Regions from separate parts of the Homo sapiens genome. Here region 1 is linked to region 2. A link is a contact called in ENCODE Hi-C or POLR2A ChIA-PET data. All regions are on one chromosome and are shown on one strand. Each heading gives the region's core, a stretch centred on a gene start or an enhancer-like site at or near the end of the contact. The rest is flanking DNA. Distances are from core to core; before and after follow the strand shown.

What was found. A loop is a pair of places that touch in the nucleus more often than their neighbours do. ChIA-PET counts read pairs that join two places held with the same protein, here RNA polymerase II (POLR2A). Pooled maps may share reads with other maps.
Region 1: a loop to region 2 is called in a pooled map, with 6 times the contacts of the local background. The contact joins the enhancer-like site here to the promoter of ZBTB7C-AS1 in region 2. A Hi-C loop is called at or near these places in 5 of 50 pooled maps. POLR2A ChIA-PET finds 5 or more read pairs at or near these places in 2 of 52 experiments (SK-N-SH and activated B cell).

Annotation. Positions count from the first base shown.
Region 1 is chr18:48,006,279-48,010,159 of GRCh38, reverse strand. No RefSeq gene overlaps it. Among named protein-coding and RNA genes, the nearest start is that of SMAD2, 78 kb to the right of the region's middle. RefSeq lists silencers at 1,760-1,809, 1,820-1,929 and an enhancer at 1,605-2,518. Within about 2 kb of position 1,744, at least 14 of the 41 ENCODE cell types and tissues checked have a DNase peak (open chromatin) inside an H3K27ac peak, as active enhancers do.
Region 2 is chr18:48,160,799-48,164,477 of GRCh38, reverse strand. It overlaps ZBTB7C-AS1 (ZBTB7C antisense RNA 1), which reads right to left and starts at 1,762. Exons shown (of 5, transcript XR_001753437.2): 1 at 1,598-1,762. The region is part of intron 3 of ZBTB7C (zinc finger and BTB domain containing 7C); the gene reads left to right. RefSeq lists a silencer at 2,643-2,842.

The sequences.
Region 1 (3,881 bases), core at 495-2,994, 150 kb after region 2:
CAGATCATCAAGCATTAGTTAGATCCTCATAAGGAGCAGGAAACCTAGATCCCTCGCATGCACAGTTCACAATAGGGTTCTCGCTCCTATGAAACTCTAATGCCTGATGATCTGACAGGAGGCAGAGCTCAGATAGTAATCCTCATCCACCTGCTGTTCACCTCCTGCTATGCAGCCCACTTCCTAACAGGCCATGGACCAGAATAGGTCCACGCCCAGGGGTTGGGGACTCCTGTTTTAATTTACTAAATCTGGTAACCCTAGCACAAAGTCAAGGGACATGCCCACCTGGAGCTCATGCCCTCCCTTTCGGATCATGCTTCAGGTACCCAGGGCCCTGCCCAAAGGTCCTGGGGCCCACATGGACGAAAATTATTATCTGAGCTCTGCCTCCCGTCAGGGGCCCACTTTAGGGCCTCTGCAGGTCCTCTTCCCGCAGCTGTCTGCTCTCACCAGTGTACACACTACCGGGCCTGAGGATTAGCCTGGGGGGTGTTTGGCTCTCGGGTGGGGATGGAGCTTGGGCTGCAGGCTGGGTGTCCATGCCTGCTCTGCAAGATCCTTACGGCGAAGTCAGAGCCTGGGCTAGGGAAAGGAAGGGGCAGACCACCGACCAGGGCTTCCATCTGTACTTCCGCCCAGCCTAGTAATGTTTCAGCAGGCCTGGCAGCAGGCACAAATGGCTCCTCCCAGAAGCCAAGCAAGGCAGTCCACACCTGTCACTCCTTACCCACTTCCCGCCTGCAGAAGTGTCCAGGTAGAGGAGTGGAGTCCCCTGAGGGAGCCTGTTTGCTGGCCAGGGTGGGACAGCGCTGTGGTCATGCCATTACTGGCTTCATTGTTCAGGAGAGTATCCCAGGCCAGGGTTGCAGGAAAACTGGTAGCCGATTGGAATTTAGTGGCTTTCCTATCAGGAAGCTGACAGGGCCCTGGCAACATCCCTGAGCCTCAGTGTCTTCAAGGGCAAAAGGGGAAGAGTTCCTACCTCTTGGATGGTTGTGAAAATTAGCATGATTCCATAAAACTATGGAGACAGTAAAAAGAGCAGGAGTTGCCAGGAGTTGGAAAGACGGAGGGTTGAATTTCTGGAGCAGTGAAAATGCTGTGTGATACCGGAATGACATGGCCTTACACATGTCATACCCATGGAGTGTACAGCACCAAGGGTGAACCCTAAAGAAAACTGTGGACTTTGGGTGACCCTGATGTGGCAGTGTAGGTTCACAATGGCAACCAATGCATGCCCTGGTCTGGAGGTCGAGAGTGGGGGAGGTTGTTCGGGGGTGGGTACAGGGGGGAAATGAAACTTTTTGTACTTTTGGCTCAATTTTATTGTGAATCTAAAATTGCTTGAAAAAAATAACGTCCATTAACTTTAAAAATGAGGTGTGGTAAAGAACGGACGAGTGCTTACACACAGTCATTCAACAGACATTTACTAAGTGCCTACGACGCGTCTGTATTTCTACAGGACCACTAAGCGTGAAGCAGGTAGAGTGAGACTTAGGACCCCGGGAGAAAAACCGCCCCTGGAGGGCGCGCCACGGGTGTGCGGTGTAGACGCGGGCGGGCCGGCGGCGGAGGAGGAGGTCCCGGCGCCGACCCCTGGAGCGGAGGCAGCAGCCGGGCGCAGCGAGACAAGTAGGCTGGGCTGGCCTGGCCGGCCAGGTGCGGGGAGGAGGCTCACAGACTGCGGCTAAGCCTGAGTCCGAGCCCAGCTGCGAGGCGGGGGCCGGGGCATGGGAGGAGGAGCGGGGAGGAGCCGGGAGGGGCGGGGGAGGTGGCCCGGGGGCGCGCCCCACCCCCAGCCCTGGCCCCCGCCCCCGGCCCAGCGCCCCCGCGTGGCCGCCGCTCGCAGTGCGCAGCGCAGGGAACAAAGCCCGCGGCGGGGCGGGGTCGGTTCGGCGGCTGGGTCCGGGCACCGGGATTCTGGGAAGCACCGACGCCCGAAACAAAAGCAGCTGTGCTTCTAGGCACGCTGTTGGAGATTATTCCGAGGAGCGCAAGCTGGGAGGGAATGAGGCGCTGTGACACCCCCTTCCCATTGGCAAAGGTTGCTTCCCCAGCCCCACAAAGCTCCATTCCGAGCGCTGGGCTGGCAGAGACCCGACTCCCGGCCGAGATGGACTGGAGAGGGGAAGAGCACAGGGCTAGGGAGCGGAAGCTTCGGGTCACTCTACAAAGTCCCGCAGAATGGTGCTTGCGGAGAGCACAGAGGGGATGGCCCCAGAAGCCCCACTCTCGGAGGCTGTGATGTGGACTGAAGTTAGTAGTGGGGCAGAAAAGCACATGGAGGAGCGTCCGGGCCCCCAGGCTCGCGGACCTGCAGTCAGCTGGAGAGGGTCAGAACAAGGGAGTCTCTCTGCTCTGAGACCCCTCAGCACCCCTCACTCTGCTGGGTCCCATGGTCCCTGCCATCTCCTGCCCGCAGAGGCTACCTTTACTCAGCACCACCCTCCTCATGGGCAGGGGAGGAGATGCCACTTTCCCCTATAAAACATCCCAGAGCTGCCTAAGGTGGCAAAGGAAGGAGACCCTGGTGAGGACAGGCCCTCAGTGCCACTCCTGCTCCAGTGCCCTGGCCCGAAGCTGAGCATGGACCTCAGCCTGAACCCAGGTGTTTGGCTGAAACCCGGCCGGAGCATCCACTAACACCTCAACGGGGGTCAAGAATGATGGGGGGAAACAGAGGCAGACCCTCCTGAATCCAGACCAAGCTTGTCCAACCCGCGGCCTCTGGCCGCGTGAGGCCCAGGATGGCTTTGAATGCGGCCCAACACAAATTCGTAAAATTTCTTCAAACAGTACGAATGTGTTTTTTTGTGATATTTAAAAAGTTACTCAGCTATCGTTAGTCTTAGTGTATCTTATATGTGGCCTAAGACAATTCTTCTTCCATTGGGACCCAGGGAAGCCAAAAGACTGGACACCCCTGATCTAGACCCTCTGCATTTGCAGACACTGCCTGTCTGGTCAGCTCCATGGGCCCATTTATCTTTGCGCCACAGCCCACTTCCCAGTGGGCCACAGCAGGTCCCCTTCCGCCTCCCAAGGCCAGTCCCAAGAAGGAGACGTCCAGAGAGTCTCCTAGGATTACCCACCTTTTTCCCAGAAACTGACACGCTGAGGGTGGCCTTGTAGAGTCCAGCAGGACACTCACTTCAGCCCAGGGAACACACGGAGTCGGCCAAATCAGTCAGGGATGTGGACTCATTCCTTCCACACAGTCCTTGGTGGTGGGGATCCGCTCTTCACCAACTCACTTGTGCTTCTACACAGGGCACCTGTGGCCAGCATTTCCAAGGAGGATGCTGGTGGTGCACCCCCTGTGGACAAGACGCTGTGGGAGCACTTTACATCATCCTATCCAGCCGAGTGGCTTCCCTCCCGCACAGCAGCCAACCTGTCTCTGGTCTCATCCTAAGCCCGGGGCAGTTTCCCTCAATCCTGCCTGCTATCCCTGTTTCCACTTCTAACCTCAGACACAAGCTTCTTCATCTGGTGGTGGTTTTCTTAAAATTACGACCCATACCTCATTATCTGCTGAGGCTGCAACTTGAAAGCTTTGGAGAAAGCACCAGCAGGGTGGTATTAACAGTTGATTAAATACAGTTGTTGTCATTTGCATTATTGCTGCAAACTCCTAGACATCAGGTCTTTGGTTAAGAAGTCATCTCCCTACACTTATATATTGTTAGTGGGAATATAAATTAGTCCAGCCACTGTAAAAAGCAATTTGGGCCAGGCACAGTGGCTCATGCCTGTAATCCCAGCACTTTGGGAGGCAGAGGTGGACGGATTGCCTGAGGTCAGGAGTTCGTGACCAGCCTGGCCAACGTGGTGAAACCCTGTCTCTACTAAAAATACAAAAAAAAAAAAAA
Region 2 (3,679 bases), core at 513-3,012:
ACATATGTATGTGTGTGAGTATGAGTGGTGTTGTGACTGTGTGTATGGGTTAACATGAGAGTGTGTGTATGTGCATGTTTGCCAAAAGAGCATGAACAAAGGCTTACCCTGGAATGAGAAGTCTGAGTCTTCAGCTCCCCTAGGCAGCACCACATTTTGTGGTTGTGTTGCGGCCACATGCTCCTCTCCCGCTTGTTGCTGGGACCGGGAACATGCCTGCCTGTGAGTCCAGGAGCAAGCCCTTGTGCATAACCCGGGGTGTGATTAATTTAATTATTTCAAAAGCCCCTTTGGTATTTCATGAGGGTCATGCCCCTGGCTGTGGGCTTGAATACAACTGCAGCAGGTTTCAATAAAATCAATTAATTTAATTTGATTTGGTTTTATGTACTTGGAGTTGGTGCCTCTTGAACTCAGTATGAAAATTATTGCAGAATAAAAATGCATATTAGTACTCAGAGCCCACTGTCCTTGGACTCTTCGTGGAGCCTGCAGTGCTGATCACAAAGGCAAATCCCCTCTGACCTGGCAGGAGCCTCCGCCAACTGTCCACCTAGTTAACCCCCTCCAGCTCCAGACAGTGCTTATGGCAGCTCCTGGGCTGTTTGGAGTGTTCTTCTCACTTCCCAAAGCACTTTCTTATCTGGTAGTGAAGCTAAGGCATTTCCATTTTGCATTCGTGAAATGGACTCAAAGAGACTTTGGATGGCCTTGGTCACTAGCTTACTGGTTTTTTTGTTGTCCCTCTTAATGAAACTAATTGAAGCAATATGGTGCAGTGGATTGAAAGGCAGCTCTGCCTCTCAAGAGACACATGAATTTGGGCAAGTCCTTTCACTTCTCTGGGCTTTCTTTGTCTGTAAGAGGGCTGGACATCTGCTTGAAAGGCTGATTCCAGCTGTCAGAATCACACAATCAGTGGGACAGCTGGTCTTCCTGAGCTACTTTGGGGAGCCTGTCCCACTGTTAAGCCCCACTCCATTTCCATTTCATCCAAGAGGGCTCCCAGCCAGTTCATGGAATGGGTGATGGGATTGAAGATGGGCCCTGCACTCTCCAGGAGTGGCTTCTCCCCCACATTGCTACGGATCAGAGCAAATGTTGCTTTCAAGAAGGGAGGAGCTCAGGGGCCTAGAAAGCATCTGACCAGCCCACTATTTTACAGATGAGGGAACCCAGCTTCAGAGTCACACAGCCACTGTCCAGGGCCATGCTCATGCCCAGCCACATTCACAGTTATTATAAAGGGGGGAGATTTTGCTCAGGGCTCATTTTCCAACTGTCCTTTTCATTCTTTTCTCCTGTCAGGATGGGAGAGAGATGGCCAAGCCATCTTTGGGGCCTCTCCAATAAAGCAGATGCTGACATCAGTCATTCCAGCGCCCCTACATCCCTTCTCAGGCCCAGTAGCTGCCGCTTCACTGAGGACCAACGGGCCCCATTCGGAAACATCCCCCACCAGTGCCTGACATCCCACCCTTAGCAGTTTCATTCTCCTAGACAGGAGGGCCTGCCCTCCCTCAGCCCTTCCTACTGACTGCATGCTGAGCATGAACGTTCATCCTCCTCAGTGACATTTTTCTCCCATAGGTCTTACCTGCCCAGAGCTCTTCTGTAGCAGAAACTGAGCCTGTCCTCTCCATCCTGCGTCTCTTATTTACTGAGAGGCACTATTGTGTGCTGAGAACTGCCCTGGGCACTCCCTGTACATTATCTCATTGAATCCAGCATTGGCCCCGGAAGATGGGCATTACGGTCCCTATTTTCCTGTGGGGGAACTTCAGCTCAGAGAGGAGACAGAATTTTACAAGGTCACACACAGCTATGAAGTGACAGGGCCAGGATTCAACCCCACATCTAACTCCAAGACTCTTGGACCATACCATGTGATCTCCCTCGTGCATAGGAGGTGCTTAACAGATCCTTAATGACCATGTAGCCAATACATCCCTCTGCCAAACCCCAAATGTGGGGGAAGAGGTAATAATAGTAACAACTGTCTATGAAGTCCCTATTATGTGCCAGGCACCAAACCGCAGCACTCAGTGAGGTGAATACTATTACTATCTCAATTTTACAGATGCAACAACTGAGGCATAGAGAAGTCACTTGCCCAAGGTCACCCAGCAGGTAGGTGAGCTGGGCTTCAGTGCGGCCCTGCCTCTGAGGTGGAGTCCCTGCCTCCACTGTTGCTGGATCCTCCTTTAGCTCCCCGTGGCTCTGTTTCCGGTAGAAGGTAGAAGGCTGCAGGGAAGGAGGCTGGGGCCAGGGGTGGTGTTTGCGCCTCGGGGACGCCTGCAGCTGGCACTGCCCTCCACCCAGCTGATAACTACAGCCGGGTCTGGCACGAAGCCCTGCCTGGAGGTGGGCGGCCTGCGGCGGCGGGGGGTCTGGCTCTGCGTTCGCCCCTCTCAGCCCCGCCTCGCCCCCTGCGGGGTCAGTGCGGGTCCCGCCCGCCCGGGCAGGCGCCGGCCTCTCAGGCGGTAACCGGGTAACCGTGGGCAGGGGCGGTGCCGCGCCGGGCCGCGGCCTCCCGGGGAGGCGGGCGGGTGGGGAGGTCGAGCTGGAGCGATGTGAGAATGCGGAGGAGAGGCCCGGGAAACAGGCTGCGGCCGCGGGGAGGGGCGCCCGGGAGGAGGGCGATGGCTCCCGCAGGAGGAGAGAGAGGCCGCGGGGGCGCAGAGTGGAGGGAGAGGGCGGGGCGCCCGGGAAGGGGCGGGGATAGAGGAGGGGCCTCCGGAGCGGGGCGGGGCTGGGGCGGGGCGCCCGGGCCGGGCCGGGCCGGGCAGCCGAGTGAACGCTGCAGGAAGGGGGCTGCGGGCAGGCACGGAGTCCGGGGCGCTTGTGGCCGGGCGGAGCGGCTGTGGTTGCTTCATGTCCCGGATTCTGCTTTCTCAGAGGTCAGGCGAGTGGGGCCGGCAGGGAGAGAAAGGTGGGCGAACCAGTCTGAACAGGCCGGGCAACTGGAGGAGCGTGGGCCCGGCGAACTGGGGTGCTGCCCAGCACCCTCTACCCTCACCACGCTCGGGAATTTTTCGTGAATCCGCCCCGTTGGTTTTACAGTTTCCTCTCATCCCGGCCCCACCCTGTCTCCTGACCCGCCCTCCCTTCCTCCCCTCTCTGAGCTGGCTCTTCCAAGGGATCGGTTAGCCAAAGGGAGGCACCAGCTCTTTCCCTGGACTCTCCCACTCCCAGCCCTCCTGGAGAACTCAAATCTTGCACGTGCTCTTTCTCTTTCCCTGCCCCCGTCCCCCAGGCCCTCTGGGTCTTGGTGAAGGAGACCTTGAGTCAGCCCAGGAGGCCCTCCCTCCCCCACAGCCCCCTTTAGGGTCCCTTCTGGGTCCCCCCCACCTCCTCCAGCCCCAAGCACCCAGGGCCCACAAGCTGCCAGGCCTCTGCTGGCAGGCAGGGAAGACCCAGGCAACCTTAGAAGGGTGGGAACCACACCCTTCTCATGGCTGTGTGCGTTTTGCTTGAAGGTGTCTGCAATCAAAGACGACCCCCCACTGCTCCCCCGGCACTGGAAAAAAAAAAAAAAAAAACTTGTCTCAAATGGTGGAATTCCAGATGCAGGACCCCAGATTTGGGGGATAGGGAGCAGATATTTGGGACAGGGGAGGCCTTTCAGGGATCCCTCATATCACATCAAGAAGGCCACCTGGCCCCCCTCAGACTGCCA